Linked DNA regions of Mus musculus: region 2 is linked to region 1. The links are chromatin loops, found by intact Hi-C in ENCODE. Cell type or tissue: heart. All regions are shown on one strand. Each heading gives the region's core, and the rest is flanking DNA. Links, peaks and the distances in the headings are about the cores only. Region 1 holds the start of Vamp8 (vesicle-associated membrane protein 8). Region 2 has its middle 21 kb from the start of Gm30782.

Region 1 (8,326 bases), core at 188-8,187:
TCCAGTCTCCCTTCTTTTTCTTGCCCCTGCACTAACCTGCATACTAAGGGGTCTTTTACAGATATATGCTCACAATTGGAGTTTGTTTGACTGGTAGAGAAATCTGGCCTTTGGAGCACAGACCCACAAGCTAAGGGGTACAGGAATGTGCTCCAGATGGGCACATGTCCTGGCTCAATGATACTTTGCTTTGTCTTCTGAGTTCTGTAGAAGCTGAAGGAAGAACCAAAGCACTGCAGAAACTTAAAAGAAAGAGCTGGGCGTGGTTGCGCACGCCTTTAATCCCAGCATTTGGGAGGCAGAGGCAGGTGGATTTCTGAGTTCGAGGCCAGCCTGGTCTACAAAGTGAGTTCCAGGACAGCCAGGGCTACACAGAGAAACCCTGTCTTGAGAAAGAAAGAAAGAAAGAAAGAAAGAAAGAAAGAAAGAAAGAAAGAAAGAAAGAAAAGAAAGAAAAGAAAGGAAGAAAGGAAGAAAGGAAGAAAGGAAGAAAGGAAGAAAGGAAGAAAGGAAGAAAGGAAGAAAGGAAGAAAGGAAGAAAGGAAGAAAGGAAGAAAGGAAGAAAGGAAGAAAGGAAGAAAGGAAGAAAGGAAGAAAGGAAGAAAGGAAGAAAGGAAAGGAAAGGAAGAAAGGAAGAAAGGAAGAAAGGAAGAAAGGAAGAAAGGAAGAAAGAAAAAAGCCTCCTGCTTCTCCAAGTTAATACAGACACTAAGTCTCCATGTGCCCAGCTTATGCTGCAGGAGGCACTAGATTCCAAGATAACCCAATGGACCCAGGAAGCCAGTGTACTCCACAGCAAGTGAAAACTGAGGCCCCAGCCTTGGTTTGTGTTAGACTTTCTTCTGCCCTGAGCAGCTTGGCCTCAGTCCATGGCAGCAAAGAGGAGGTCTAAGCAAGATGTGTGGGAGATATTATTTTGGCCTTTGCACACAGGGATCCTGGGGTTAAAGGATTTCATTGGTCTTCCCAGCTGTGCTTTAAAGCGGACTCAGCAAGACGCCCCCCACCAACTTCCAGCCTAATTACACCTGGAGGGAGAATGCTGAAAGGCCAAGGGTTGCCCGGAACTCATAACTTTGCCTTTGGGACATCAACTCCAAATGGTTGCCAAGGGCAAGCTTTGAGACAAAAATCAGTTTCATACCCCAATGAAGCTTAGGAATGGAGCAGTTGACTGAACTGTCTCAGAAATGGCTCTGTGGGTGGGCCCCTCACCCAAGCTCAAATCCAACCACTCACTGGGCTCTCTACCAGCCAGCAGAGTAGCAAGGAAGCAGAGGTGGAACCTCAGCCATCTCCTGCATAGGCAAAAGGGCAGTAGACATGACAGTCTGCAGTCCCTTCTGTTCACTTTGCCTCCCCACCCAAACTTCTCCCCCTCCCCGAGATCTGCCCCCACCAACTCCCAGTTTTCTCCCAATCTCACCGTGGCTTCCAAGTCCTCTGTCTTGTTTCGGAGGTGGTCCAGGTTCTCCCCTCTGGCCAAGATCCGCTCCACATTCTGGGTCATAATATTCTTGACTCCCTCCACCTCACTCTGCAGGTTCCTAACTCGGTCATTTCCGGCACTCCCACTGGCCTCCTCCTGGATGTCAATAAGGGGTTAATTAGGCCGGGCAGCAGAGGATCCAAGAGGCCAGAGGAGGTTGGAAGAACTAAAGTAGATTTTAGCCGTTTCTGATGCTTCAACTGTTTACCAGGAGAATGTTCTACGTAAATGTTCACTTCGATGCAAGCACGTTTATATCCCAGATCAGCCTCGGGTGGTCAGGTGTCACTCCTCCCTTGTTTTTTCCCCCACAGGCTGGGTCTCCTGTTGGCCTGAGGCTCTGAGATTAGAGTGGACAAAAAGCCCCAGGGCTCAGCCTTCTCCACCACCCTAGCACTAGGAGCCACCTAAGTGCTTGCTTGCACCACCACACCTGGAATTTTTTTCCTTCTAAATGGGTCTAGGGATCCAATGCAAATCTTCATGCTTGCGTAGCAAGCCCACTGAGCCACCTCCCCAGATTTATTTATCTGAGGCAGGTTCTCATATAACCTAGGCAGGCCATAGGCTTCCTAAGTAGGATGGCCTTAAACATCTGACCCCCTGTCTCTACTTACCCTGGGCTGGGATTCCAGGTGTGTACCATTATCCTTGTTTTATGAGGTGCTGGGGATGAAACCCAGAGCTTGACGCTTGCCAGGCAAACACTCTATCAGCTGAACCACATCCTTAGTCTGTCATAAGTGCATTGTGTGTGTGTGTGTGTGCTGGGGAATATACGTGTATGCACATGCCACGGCACGCATGTGGAGGTGAGAGGACAACTTTCATGAGTGGATTGTCTCCTCCAGTTGGATGGGCAGGAGAGAGCAGGATACTGAATTCAGGCAGGCAGGCTTGCTCTGCAAACACTTGTACCTGCCCAGCCATCTCGGCTGCCAGCCATGTAAGTGCATTTTTTAAGTCCCAGAAGATGAGGTTTGACCCTGGATTCTCATCCACCTTCTTTGGAGGATTTTCAGCGTGACAAGGAAAAACAAAAAAAAACAAAAAACAAAAAACAAACAAACAAAAAAACAGCACACGACTGCCCCTGTCTTGACTCCACAAAGAGGGTCAAGGAGAAAACCCAGCTGACGTTTCCTCAGCAGAGCACAGCCAAGAACTATTAACTGGTTCCTGTAGCCTCCCTCGGCTCAATCCTAGTGGGTTCTCTCTAAAACTGTGAGAGTTGACCAGCAGCACACTCTTGCCCGGCCCAACCCAAATAAATGCCCTTCTCCAGACAGCTGTTGGTGAGTTCTGGTTCCAGCCTACTGGGCAGTGTAGCCCCGGTTCAGTGGATGTGGCCCCCAGAAGGCATCATGTGCCGTTGGACCATATACTTCTGCTTTCCCCACAATTTAACGCCTGGTAGGCCGCACACCACCGCCTGCTTATGCAGATATTAATAAAAGTCCTTCCTGCTGCGGTCGCTCTATCCAGGAGGCCTCTAGATAAGGCTTTTGAACAAGGAGGGAAGAGGCCTGACTCCTCCCTTAGGGACCCAGGGGGCCTCAGGTACCGGCCACGGGTGTGGGCTGAAGCTAGATTATCGGGAAGAACCGCCATCTGGCTGCTTTACAAACCCTTGGCACTGTTGCTAATGTTTCTAGAAAAGGGTGGTGCTTTTGGTGGCCAGGCAGATAGATCCTCTGGGTGTCTGCATAGATACAGTGCGAGGGTAAGGGGGAGAACTCCAGTCCGCGGGGCTGGAATCTGAGCCCCAAAGAGCAGGAACGCTTGTGGCCCGGTAATGTCACAACACCGGGCTCAGGCCCAGCTGGAGGAGGCGGAGGAGGGGGAGGGCGCGGCGCAGCAGCTCGGCTTGGAATTTGGGTCCCCCAACCCCCACCGAAATCCTGATCGGATCCAGCACCGAGGTCACGGGAGGAAGGAGGTGGAGAAGTGTCAGGAACCCCTGGCCCGGAGTGCGGAGCTATTTGTGGAGGAGTTGTCAAAAGTAAGGAGACAGAGGCAGCGCTGGCCCAACCCCGCCAGCCCTCTGACTGCCGCCAACTTACCTTTCTCGACACAGGCAACCCCCAGGCCCGATCCCCCTCTGGCAGCTGCTCTAACTCGCTCTTTTCTTGGTCCCCACGTCACTCACCATGTCTCGGAGCACTTGGGCCTCTCAAAGCAGAACTTCGCCTAGTCTGTTTCCACCCAAGGCAGCCACAGCTTCACTTCCTGCTTACTCCAACTTTCAGCCCGCCTCCTGACCATCCCGCGACTCCAGCCACTCCGGCTCCTGCCACACACGTAACTGCAGGTTTCTCCAGGTAGGCGGCTGCCCTCTGCTGCCGTCCTCCTAGTCTCCTCCCAAACAAAAGCTTAAGCAACAGGGTTGGGGGAGGGGGGAAGGAGAAAAGAAGGATCAACAGTCCTCCTAAGTTTTCAGAAACTTCTTTTATGCTTCAAAGAAGTAATTCTAGTTTTTCAGGGACTTACATTAGCATTATTTAGATAGAAACGAATGTACAGGCGAAGATACCTTGTTGGGCAACCTTTGTCCCCAAGGGCCATCCTGTATGAGAAGAGAGCTCTAAGATCCCCCAGAAAACGGGGGCTAGGGAGATGGGTCAGCAGTTGGGATCACCCGCTGCTTTTGCAGTAACCCAGGTTCAGGTCCCTACACCCACCCCTGGCTGCTCACAGACACCTGTATCTGCATCTCGGGGGGGGGGGGGGGGCAGGGGCGGTCCAGATGCCCTCTTCTGGCCTCTGTGGGTATGTGAACATACGTGTGCATACATACACACACATACACATAATTAAAGTCTTTAAAATCTCCAGGAAAATTCCAAGTTGGCCCTGGGGGTGGGATCTTTGTCCCCCTCTAATGTTCTTCGGGTGCTAAGGCTGACCTCAGGCAGTGGGAGGAGTGCAAACAGCAGGGGCAGGGCACCTTATCCTTGTCACAGGACACAGGACAGTCGGGGAAATGGCTCACTCACCAGCCCCTCCTTTCCTTCTGGAGTTGAGCAGTCCTACACTTCCTTCCAAAGGTCACCGTGGGGGTTGGTGACCCTGGTCAGTTGTCAGAGGGTTGTCAGACAGATTAGGATGGGGGCCTAAGAGTAAAGGGTTTTTCCACCACATGTGGCTCTCCGCCAGAGAAAATCTGCTCTTCTCCGGATGGAGTTTGTCAAGACAGAACAATAACAGGGCAGAAAGAGAACAGACATTCTTTCCCACCCCAGAGTAAATAACACCGTCAAGGAGGAAATCTTAGCTCCTCCAACAAATAAGAGGGGTTTTGTTTTGTTTCATTTTGTTGGCTATAATAAATTTAGAATCCCGGAATCATTTTGGGACACTTATGTGTTTTCCCTCGTGCCTGCTCAGGCAGCCATGGAGGAGCTATATCTACAAACACTGCACGCTTAGTTTTACAGAAGCAAATTAAAGCAACTAGTAACACTTTAAAAAAATCTTTAAAAATTTTTTTTGTTGTTGTTGGTTTTTTTGGGTTTTTTTTTTGGGTTTTTTTTTTTTTTGTTTATTTGTTTGTTTTTTTTTTCCGAGACAGGGTTTCTCTGTATATCCCTGGCTGTCCTGGAACTCACTTTGTAGACCAGGCTGGCCTCGAACTCAGAAATCCACTTGCCTCTGCCTCCCAAGTGCTGGGATTAAAGGTGTGCATCACCACTCCCGGCTAAAAGTTTTTATCTTATTATCTTTAAGTGTGTGTGTGTGTGTCTGTGTGTGTGTCTGTGTGTGTGTGTGTGTGTGTGTGTGCCTGAGGGCAGAGGGGTTAGGTTCTCTGGTGAGTTGCAGACAGTTGTGAGACACCTGATGTGGGTGCTGGGAGCTGGACCCTTCTATGCAAGAGTAGCACGTGCTCTTAGCTGTAGAGCTCTCTCTCTAGCCCCTAGTAACACCTTAAAGCGGCACAACTCCTTTCCTTTCCTATAAAGCAAAAGAAAAATCTAGAATAAAGAGGAATGAGATCACAACAGAGAATGTCTGTACTACACTTGATCTTAGGCAAAAGGTCAAGAGGCCTTGAGAATGTCCCCATCCTGCTGATCAAGGGCTCAGTGGTCACAAAGAAAGAACTGGGTCCTGGAGAGATGGCCCTTTGGTTAAAAGCATGTATTGTTCTTCCAGAGAACCCAAATTTGATTCCCAGCACCTGGGTCAGGCAACTCATTACTTGTAACTCTAGCTCCAGGGATCTGACGCCCTCTTCTGGCCCCACAGACCCTATTCATACACACAAACACAGACATACATAGTTAAAAGGTAACAGTAGCTGGGCAGTGGTGGTGCACGCCTTTAAACCCAGCACTTGGGAGGCGGAGGCAGGCGGATTTCTGAGTTCGAGGCCAGCCTGGTCTACAAAGTGAGTTCCAGGACAGCCAGGGCTACACAGAGAAACCCTGTCTCGAAAAAAACAAAAAACAGAAACAAAAAACCATAAAAAAAAAAAAAAAACTCTATATTTTAAAAGATTCATCTTAAATCACAAGGAGGTTTATAAGACAGAACCTGCCTGGGCCAGTGTGGTGACGAATGCCTTTAACATCTTGGGAGGCAGAGGCAGGGGGATCTCTGGGAGGCCAGCTAGTCTACAAAATGAGATACAGGACAGGCAGGACTACGTCTCAAGACCCTGTCTCAGTGTCGAAGGCTCTCTCAGTAGCAACAGAGTTTGCCTAGAATCGCCAAAGCCCTGGGTTCTGTCCCAAGACCTCCCACCCCCAAATGCTTGCTCTGTTCTTTTGCTGCCCAGTACAACGCTGACTCCATACGGCCAGTGAGCTCTCCCAGCGCTGCTAGTGAGAACGGAGGCTGGAAAATGCACAACAGATTACAGCAACTTAGTTCGAAAAGAAGAACGCTACTTTCATAAATGTCATGAACGTTTTACAGCCTTGTGCAGTGCTGCTCCAGAACTCAGGAATCTGAGCCGGGGCAATCACACATTCAAGGCTACCTTGGGCTACAAAGCCAGACTGTGTCTCCAGTCAATCATTCATCAATCAATCAGTCAGTCAGTTAATCAATCAGCCAGTCAGCCACATTTTCTTTCCTAGCTGGAAAGAGAGTCCAGTGCTCCCTGCAGTGCCAGAGGAGCCCTCGACCTCCCGAGCCACATTCACACTGCACCTCCAGCCTCTCTGCTAGAAAATGTAAACTACACAACTAATAACAACTTTACTCTTTTGTCTTTGGATTCCAGTGCTGGGGGAACCCAGGGGTTTGTGCACCATTAGGGAAGAATCTACTGTGGAGCATAGCCCCAGTCTCATTCTGTTTTTGTTTGTTTGTTTTAAGGACTTAAAGATGTTGGAATCCTGGGACTGTTGTGAGTCACCTGACATGGGTGTGGATGACCAAACTCAGGTTCTTCTGCAAAGGCAGATTGTACTCTCAACTGCTGAGCAACCTCCCCAGCTTTCTCTTTGGATTTTTATTTTATTTTATTTTATTTTATTTTATTTTATTTTATTTTATTTTTTGAGATGGAATCTCATAACGTAGCTCAGGTGGCCTGGAACATGATATGTAGTCCACGGCGGCTCAAACTCACAATTATCTTCCTCCTCAGATTCTAAATTTGGGGATTACAAGTGTGAGCCAAAATGTCCAACTGTCCTTTTTCCTCCCTCCCTCCCTCCCTTCCTCTCTTTCTCCCTTCCTTCCTTTCTTCCCCCTTTTCTCCCTCCCTACCTCCCTTCTTTCCTTCTTCCCTCCCCCATTTCCTCCCTTCCTTTCTTTGCTAAGGACTGAACCAAGAACTCTGAGGTAGACTCTGGGTTGGGTGTGACCCACTCAGGTTGTTTTTCTGTGAGGTTTTTGTTTCTAGAAAGAAGAGGTTTTTGTTTTTGTTTTGTTTCTAGAACTTCAGAAGAAATTAAAAGCTCAGTGGCTTTTCTGAGCCTGGGTTGTTACAAAAGTGTGATTTTTCCCCCCTTGAGACAAGATCTCATGTAACCCAGACTGGCATGGTACTCGCTATGTAGCTGACAACGATCCTGCTGTCCTCAGCTCACTGGTGCCCGGCTCACAGGCTCACAGGCTCACAGTACCATACTTGGGAGTGGGAACTCACCTTTGAGTTACAGTCCCTTTGTAAGGAATGAGGGAATAGGCTGGAAGCTGTGGCTGGAAGCTGTGGCTGGATGCTGTGGCTGGATGCTGTGGCAGGATGCAAGCCATGGCAGTGTGTTAAGGATGCTCTCAGTATCTAGTGAATTGGGCTTGGGCTTGGGCTCTCCTGATGTATGTGCTGGGCAGCTTTGGGCAAGTTTTCCTCTGGAACTTTCAGTTTCTGGTTCCCGAAATAGGAATGAGAATGAAGGCTACTTGCAAAGTCACGTTTTATGCCAGCATATGGCTCACTCCTGTAATCTCATCCTGAGAAAGCCAAGCAGGAGCCAGCCTGGACTACACGGTGAGCTTGGCGCCAGCCTTGGCTAACAGAGTCTCAAAAAGAAAAATGACAATAAAATAAAAAGTCAGGCATAGCACGACACTCCCATACTCTTTATACTTGGGAAGCAGATTGAACATGATCAGGAGTTCAAGGCCAGCCTCAGCTATATAGCTATAGACAGAATCTATCTCAAAAACAAAGCAAAACAAAAGCAAGTAAGAAAAAAAAACACAAGTAAGAAAAAAAAAGAGAGAAAATGGAATGAGGAACTAGGAAAGAGGGATATTGCAGTCTGAAGAGGCAGCTAGTTTCAGCTGGCTGGGTTATATGTCAGGACTTCATCTCTAAAATGAACAAAGAGAAGTTGGATGTAATGGTTCATGCTTTTAATTCTAGCAATTGATCAACACTGG
Region 2 (8,326 bases), core at 198-8,197, 110 kb before region 1:
CACGCAGGGTGGCAGGTAGCCTTTGGGGAACGTGGATCAAATCCACATAGTTCCCTAAGACCCCACAGCACTTCCTGTGGTACATGGAAGAAAATCCAAACTCGGGTTGGAGTGGGGGAGTTAGTCAACAAAGTGCCAAGCGCAAGCACCGAGTTGGGTTCCCAAAGCCCGCAGAGCGAGGCATGGCAGCCAGCACCTGTTATCCCAGAAGATCCCTGCAGATCTCACGGGCCGGCAAATCTAGCCTATTGACAAGTGTCAGGGCAGTGGGGAACACTGTCTCAAAAAAGATGGCAGTGATTGAGTAAATAACACACAAGGTTGTCCTCTGTCCTCCACCTTCTGCCTAAAATACTTTCCCACACAGTCATCACCTTCCGTCTCCTCACCAGCTTCAGTGATCCAGCTCAGGGAGGGCGCCCACGCACCCTACCACCGCTCCTTGTTCGGCTCAGCTCCTAGGTTCTCATCACACTCTTTTCATGTTTACTTAGTCACTGAGTTGCAAGCTGTACAGAGGCCATGTCAGCCCTTGGTAAATATTTTTTGAGTGGAACAAAGACTGAAAGCAAAGGCAAGTTTCAAAACACAGTGTGTGAAGCAACTGTGGCTCAAGAGCTAGCAAAATATCCTTGACCAATTCTGATGACTGTGGCCCAGCCGCCTCTCAAGTTCCTCACATTCACCAGAAGCCATAGTGCCCCTAGCAGGCTGCGGGTTCTCTAGGAGGCTCAGCTTGGAATCTGTTCCCCACTGGAGCCTGACAGTATACTGGTGTGAGGCCTGCCTGGCACAGGTGCTGACAACCAGGCAGCCCGGAGGGGGTGGGGCAGGCAAAAGCTGCTGCCGTCGTGGTCTGTTGACAGCTCTCTAAAACAGTGCAAGGTAAAGGTTTCCAGTGCCCACAGATGGAGAAATGTGTAGAGAGCACATTCTAGAAAGTTCTCCCCACTGCACTATTGGTATCACCAACCCTAGCCTGGGATGCCTGGTTTCCAGTCTCCTCTGCACCCCCCTCCATCCTCACAGCTCACACAGATGCCATCCTTCAGTCCTCCCCATTCCCGACACTTCTGGGGGCATATAGGACATGGGCATGTTGTCCCCATTCTCAGAGACAAAGAGACTGTGGCCCAGGGAGGCTAGGAGTCTCTCCTGGGAGCACATGGGGAGTTTACAGGTGAACTTAAACAAAGTTAGAGACCCAAAGAAGAAAGGTTTGGTCTCTTCTTCCATCAGAATCCACACACAAGGGAAATGGTTAGGAGTCGAACAACCACTAATCTAATCCTCATTACCTAATCTCTGTCACCTGCTCTTGGGAGGCCGGGGAGAAGGACTCCGTGCTTCGTGGTTTGTGACCTTGGATTTAGAAGCACAGTAATTTAGCCTGGTAAGTGGCCTGCCTCAGCTGAGATCCCATGGAGCCAGCTCTTGTTTGGTCAGTCTTGTCTACCCATCTTCCTGCCCCTCCCCCACCACCACCCTGATTACGGGGCATGCCCAGTTCACTTACCAGACCTCACAGCCGACCCCACCCACCACACCCATCCCAGACAGCACTCCATCCTCATGCAATGAAGGCTTGAGGACCCAGGAACCCAAACTAACCTTCCTTGGTCTTGCGTTCTGAGCAGAGCTCCCAGCTCCCCTCAGTTGCCTGAGGCAGCCACCAGACAGGCCTGCTCAGGGGAGAAGGCTTCTGCCAACAGAGCAGGTCAGAGAGGACACTTAGAAGGGCTCCTTCTGGGGCTGCAGAAATGACCCTGTGGTTAAAGTGCTTGCCTGGAAAGTGTGAGAACTGGAGTTGAATCCCCAGGGCCTATGCGGTGATGGTGACGGCTCACCTGTAGTTCCAGCCACTGTAGGCAAAGCAAGCTGGCTGTTGAGATTAACCATGCCTTCAAGCTCTGCGTTTGATTGAAAGACCCTGCCTCAGTGAGTAAGGTAGAGAAGTGAAGGATGACTCCCAAAGTGCCCCCCCACGCACACACCAAGAAGGGAAGGGGAGAAGGGCTCCTACTAATTTGATTACAGCACGTGGGAAGAGTATACAGGTTAGGAGAGGGGGAGGACTCAGTTGACCAAATATTTGCCTAGCACACACAAATACATCCACACCACGTAAATGGGGCATGGTGGCACACATTTGTAACCCCAGCACTCCCCACCCCTATACACACAAAAATAAAAGTTTTAAAAAATTAGAGTTCACTTAAGACCAGCCTGGGCTACACAGCGACATCTTGCTTCAAGGCATAAACCAGTAGATCAGGATATCTGGTCTCGATAACCCAAGGCAAACGGTATTGACAGCTCCTCTGGGTGACACCAATGTGCCGCCACGTTGAGGGCATACCTCTCTCATTTAGATTTTTTCCAACAAAGAACTTGTACTGCCTGCAACTGATGGCCTATTGGCCCCGCATAAGCACCTGTGGTGTCTTACGTGGAGAGTGACCTTCTTTTGGTTAGTTATGTCTCGGCCCTAATTTCTCACTGTGTTGCCTAAGGGGGTTTTCATGACCAGGTCAGGACTTTTTTTTTTTTTTTCATAGAATTCTTTCCCTAGCTCAGGATTTCTCATCTTGGTATTGTTTCTGTGGGGAAATCAATCCAGTTTTTATCTTTTCCACTTACACCACCTTTTCCTAGAATATAACCTGCTATGAATTCGAACAATACCTGCTTTCTTTCTTTGCCTTGCTTATGAATGTGCAAGTGTGGGTGTGAGAAAAGCCAGAGTTCCCTGGGACAGGGCAGGGCCCCAGGCTTGGAACAGCTTGGGAAGGGGGTGGGGGTGGGCTGGGGTCAGTGCCCAATGTGGGGAGCTGGGCTATTCTGACCCTCAGCGGAGGGTGCCTCGCCCTTCATCAGCACCACCAGAGTAAGCTGTGCTCTGGGTGTGTGAGTACTGCTTCCATTTTTTTACCTCCTGAATGCCTTGCTGAGGTAGAATCCAGCTGACCTCCTGGGGCCTGCTGGCTTTGCAGACAGAAATGTAACTGCTGTGGGTGAGCTGGTGCTCCTACAGAAGGCCTGGGCTTGGTTCCTTGCACCCACATCGGGTAGCTTACAACTGCCTGTAACCCCAGTTCTAGTGAATCTTGGTGCCCTTTTATGGCCTCCAAAGGGATTTGCACCCACATGGGGTCCATGCAGACAACCAGGCACCCACCAGACATGTAAAGTACATATTTAAAAAGAAAGAAAAGGAAAGGAGGTGACTACAGACTCCTCTGTGCCCCAAGACTGTCAGGTGTCAGCTCTCAGAATCCAAGGCCCCGCATCCACTTCTGCTGGCAACCTCCAAATACCTCTAATAGGTCTGTAATGGAGGGGTGGGGTGGGGTGTGTGTGAAAGGCTGATGTCTATCCCCAGATCAACATTGTGTGTGGGATAACCAGGGCGTTTATGTGCCATCGCTGAGAGTTTGGTGTCAATGGCTTAGAGAACCAAAATGTTGCTCTTCAATGCCCCGCTTCAAGGCCAGGAGGATGGCTCAGTGCTTAAAACACTTGCCATATATGTCTGAGGGCCAGAGTTTGGGTACTCAGTGCCAATTCTGAGTGTCTGTAGCAACCTGCCTATAATTCTAGCCTCCAAAGGCAGGTTGGGGACCCCCAGACAAGATGGCGGGTAAGACAAATTATATCTTCAAAGCCCTGGGTCTGACTGGAAACCCCACCTCATTGATTAGGTAGGTATCTTAGTCAGGGTTCTCATAGCTGTGAGAAGACACATGACCAAAAGCAACTTGGGGAGGAAAGGGTTTATTTCAGCTTCTGCGTCCTAATTATCATTCATCAGGGCTAGAACCTAAGGCAGGAACTGACGCAGAGACCACAGAGGACGGCTGCTTCCTGGCTTGCTCCTCGTGGCTCATTCAGCCTGCTTTCCTATTGGGCCCAGGACCATGGGCCCAGGGTTGGCACCATCTCCAGTGAGCTGAGCCTCCCCACATCAATCATCAGTCAAGAAAATGCCCCACAGACTTGCCCACAGGCCAGTGTGGAGAGGACATTTTATCAACTGAGGTTCCCTCTTCACAAATGGCTTCAGTTGACATAAAACTAGCTAGGCCAGTGGAAGATGGGACCCAGCATCAGACTCCACCCTACACACGTACGGGCACACATACATACATACATACATACATACATAGAGAGAGAGAGAGAAGTAAAATCTTTAAAATGGCCTCCTAAAGGAGTTAGACATTTTTCTATATTAATTGTTGGCAAATAGATTGTAGAGTGTCTTCATTGGAATTCTATTTATTTGCTTGTCTTATGTTGTTGTTGTTATTGTTGTTTTGAGGCAGCATCTCATGTAGCACAAACTCAAACTTGGTATGTAGCCAAATCCTGATCCTCTTGCCCCAACTTCCCAAGTGCTGGGATTACACACAAATTCCAGTACACTTTTATGTAGGAGTGTTTTGTCTGCGTACATATTTATGCATCACATGCATGCAGTGCCCAAGGCGGCCAGAAGAGGGTATCAGATCTGAAATTGGAGTCTTGGGTGTTCATGAGCTGCCGGTTAGGGGCTGAGAATCAAACCTGGGCCCTCTGCAAGAGCAGCGGGTGCTCTTAACCCCTGAGCCACCTCTCAAGCCAGGAGTTTGGATCATTTGAAAAAGCTTTGGATGTGGGCATGCTCTGTCCGGAGACGGTAACTCCAGTCCTCCCCTGCTCTCTCTCCCTGAGGTGGTTTCCTTGCCCACTCTCAACCCTTAGTTCCCATTTTGCCTCTTTGGGCTGTAAAAACTGCTTCGGCCACCGAGGAGCTAGAAGGGTTACCCTTGTTCCTGTGGGCTTGCGTCAGCTGGCCAAGCCTGTGGCTCTCGGGGCCAGTCACATTTATTCCCTAGAATCGAGGACTGAGAGGGAGGATCTCTGTGTAGCTGGGAGCACGTTCTGTTTCCAGAAGGCCTTGAAAAGCTTAATGCAGCCTTGTGAAGAGGCAGCATTGGGGTCATGGATGGGGGTGATCAAAATGGACAACTTTATTTCCAAGGAATATCTTCGCCTGCTGGGAGCTGGGTTCAAAACCTTACTCTCTGGTTCCATGCATCTCTCTCCAAGTCCTTCTACCCCCAGACTCCCCGGGTGGTCACCTGCCCTCAACCAACCTCGATGCTCACTGCCCTCCTACCCACCTTCCTGGCTGGAAACGTAATCCAGGCCCTTGTTGTTCCACCAGGACCCTTTCTGCCCTCCTCCTCGGGCCCCCACTGAAGCTCAGAGCAGCCGAAGGGGAAAGAGCTGGCCTCCTCCGCACAACTTCCCAAGAACACGGAGTCCTCCACCCCCATCTCCGGTTCCCACCTCAGCACACCGCCCCCTCCGCGCTCAGTCCAGAAGTGCGTTAGGACACGTTTGAGTGGACCACTCATGAGAACCATGTAAACAGTGGTTTCCTCACATTCCTGTCGCCTTTGTTTCTTAAGACTGAAGAGTCTAAACTGGAGAGGTCTCCCTCTCCCTCCCCATTCCTTGGCTCTTGCTTTGACCTTGGGGTTAGGGATGTGGCTGGCCTGGGTTGCTGGACTTACACATGGCTGGTTGACTCATGGTCTCCACTTGCCTCTATGCTGGTCTAGGAGTAAGAATTGTCTACGTGACAAGACAGGGCCCAGGCTACAACAGCAAAGTTGCACCCAGGGTAAGTTCTATGCCTGACCATTGTGCTGCCCTGACTCCGCACAGCCGCAGCCACAGCCACAGATGGCCTGCAGGACAAGCCTTCCAGCTCTGCCCACAACTGTCCCAGCCAAGGGACCTGGCTTCTCTTCTAGGATGTGGTGTGGGTCTCAGGGGACGGATAGAACAATGCCAGGCCCCTTATCAGCAGCTAATCCCGGCCTGGCCGGCTCTGGGACTTCCCTTCTCAGAAACACCGGCGCTTATTTTAACACATGGCTAGTTCATGTCTGACTCAGCCCTAATTGCAGACAGTGAAAAGACAATTTCTCCCTAGAGCCACAGCCAAGAGCAAACACCTTCAAGTCCTCCAGAAATGGGCCTGGCTTCCTTCTGCCTCTGTCAGAGGGCTCCTGGTGCCACAAAATGGAGGAGCCAGCCAGAAGCAGAAAGCCCAGAAAGAACTCCTCAGCTTCCATCTCTTTCAGGGTTCAGATCACCAAAGTCCCGAGAAAGCAGGCTCCAGTTTAGAGTCACTCAGCCAGGATGGGATTCCTGGGCCGGTCCCTGGTGCCTATCCTATGTACTTCTAAGTACTAAGGGTGTGTGTGTGTGTGTGTGTGTGTGTGTGTGTGTGTGTGTGTGTGTGTGTGTGTGTGTAAGAACTCTCAGACATTGTCCTTGAGGTTTGTCTCTGTTCATGTTTCTATTCTATACTTTCTTAGGACTTGTTTCCTCTCAGGGATCAAGTGGGGTACATCACAGCAGCAAGAGGGGGTCTCAGGTGCCCCAGGATTGACTTTGTCTAGAAGGGGGAAATATCATTAAGTTGGAATCTCCAAGTAGGCTGGGCACGGTGGTACAAGCCTACAATCTTAGCACTCAGGAAGTGGAGGCAAGAGAGTCAGAGGTTCAAGGTCAGCCTCAGCTACATAGTGAGCTTGAAGCCTGAGATACACGAGACCCAGTCAAAGGAAGAAAGAAAGGGAAGAAGGGAAGGAGAGAAGGAAGGAGGGAAGAAGAGAACCTCCAACCTAAAACAACTTGCTTAGGTGAGCAGGATGCAGGGGCACAGGTGCCAGTGCCCTCCAAGGACATCTGCAGCTCTGGAAATAGAAACCTAGGGAGGAATGGCCTCCAGAGCACGGCTCTACTCCAGGTTTCAGTGAATATTTGTACCAAACTCTAAGTGGGGAACAGGACTGGAGATGAAGCTTGGTGGTAGTATACTTGCCTAGCATGTACAAGGCTAGGGGTCCAAACTTTAGCACATGCACAGAAAGAGACAGAGACAGACAGAGAGACAAAGACAGACAGAGAGACAGAGGTGAAAATAGAGACAGACAGACAGACAGACAGACAGACAGACTCGGGGACTGCCTCTCAGTGCCCCCAGCTCAGTCCAGCACCTTGTTCTGATTCTTGTCATCTCAAACCCAGACTCTGGAAGCAGCTATTTGTGGTCAGAGCCTGTGCCTAACTTAAACTGCAGGATTTGGAAGCCAGAGAGTTCCTTGGTGATTCCCTCTGTCTAAAAGGGCTAGTTAGCCACTAAAGCAGTAGGACCCCTGTTAGCTGACATAGCCTGATCGAGAGCTATGGACACTAGTCCCTGGAACGATAGCACTGGGGGACCAGCCTGTGACAACAGGAAGTTAATGCCTGTGGCCCTTAAGACCAGGCTTTTCAGATCCCCGAAAAGTAGAAATAGAAGCCAGAGCTGCTGCTGCTGCTGCTGCTTCTTCTTCTTCTTCTTCTTCTTTTTTTTCTATTATGGTCAGAAGATTCCAGAACTAGGACAAATTTAATCCACATAATGTGTGTTCTGCTCTTCAGTCCAAAGATCAAATGGGCCTTCATTATCTGACTTACCGAGTGCATAACCAAATATTTCCCTCTTTTCTACCTTGAGTTGTGATAAAGGTCAACATTAGGTGTTTTTCATTAGCTATGAAGATGGGAGAGAAGAGTAGAAACTCTAAACTGATGTTTAAGGGGTCTGAGCTTCAGTAATTAAGACATAGCTTACTTTGTAATTATGCCCCCCCCCACACACACACACACATATGCGCACACACACACTATTCTGGTGTGGTCTTTTGTTATTGTTATTGTAATATTTGGTTTGGTTTGGGGTTTTATTTTAAGATAATCTTGAGCTTCTGATACTTCCTTCGCCTCCTGAGTGCTGGGATATCAGGCATGTGCTGCCACGCCCAGGTCTGTGAACTCCCGATTACACCTACGGCTCGAGGGCAAGCACTTTACCGACTGAGCTACAACCCCAGCTTCACACAGTATCTTTTAAAGGACATCTATATGTATGCTTGCTCTTAATATTTTTCCATTTTCAATAATTACAAACATTAAAAGACATCACACATGGGGCTGGTTCAATGGTTGAGAGCACTGGCTGCTCTTCCAGAGGTCCTGGGTTCAATTCCCAGCACCGACAGAATGGCTCACAGCCATCTTTTAACCCCAGTTTCGGGAGATTTAAGAGCACTGCACACACATGGTGCACAGAATTATATGCAAACAAAACACCCTACACAGAAAAGAAAATAAATGTGAAAAGAAACAACCTTTTAAAAAATCAGAAATACATGGGGTGAGGTGCTGCGGTTGTAGTTCAGTGGAAGAGCCCTGGGCCCCAGCAGGACCACTTTCCCAAATGTTA

The links. A loop is a pair of places that touch in the nucleus more often than their neighbours do. Peaks named below come from ENCODE experiments on the same cell type or tissue, not always from the same donor. Only the 100,000 strongest peaks of a DNase experiment are listed, where the experiment ranks them.
Region 2: a loop joins it to region 1, with 3.0 times the contacts of the local background. A loop is called at or near these places in 12 of 42 quality-filtered maps.

What each region holds. Positions count from the first base shown.
Region 1 is chr6:72,386,836-72,395,161 of GRCm38, forward strand. It overlaps Vamp8 (vesicle-associated membrane protein 8), which reads right to left and starts at 3,832. Exons shown (of 3, transcript NM_016794.3): 1 at 3,639-3,832; 2 at 1,427-1,585. The coding sequence starts at 3,641. In heart, for the core only: a CTCF peak has its summit at 4,317; DNase peaks (open chromatin) are centred at 3,376 and 4,526; H3K4me3 peaks cover 2,728 bases; H3K27ac peaks cover 3,811 bases.
Region 2 is chr6:72,271,842-72,280,167 of GRCm38, forward strand. No RefSeq gene overlaps it. Among named protein-coding and RNA genes, the nearest start is that of Gm30782, 21 kb to the left of the region's middle. In heart, for the core only: a CTCF peak has its summit at 4,497 (motif pointing right); DNase peaks (open chromatin) are centred at 5,280 and 5,860; H3K27ac peaks cover 6,437 bases.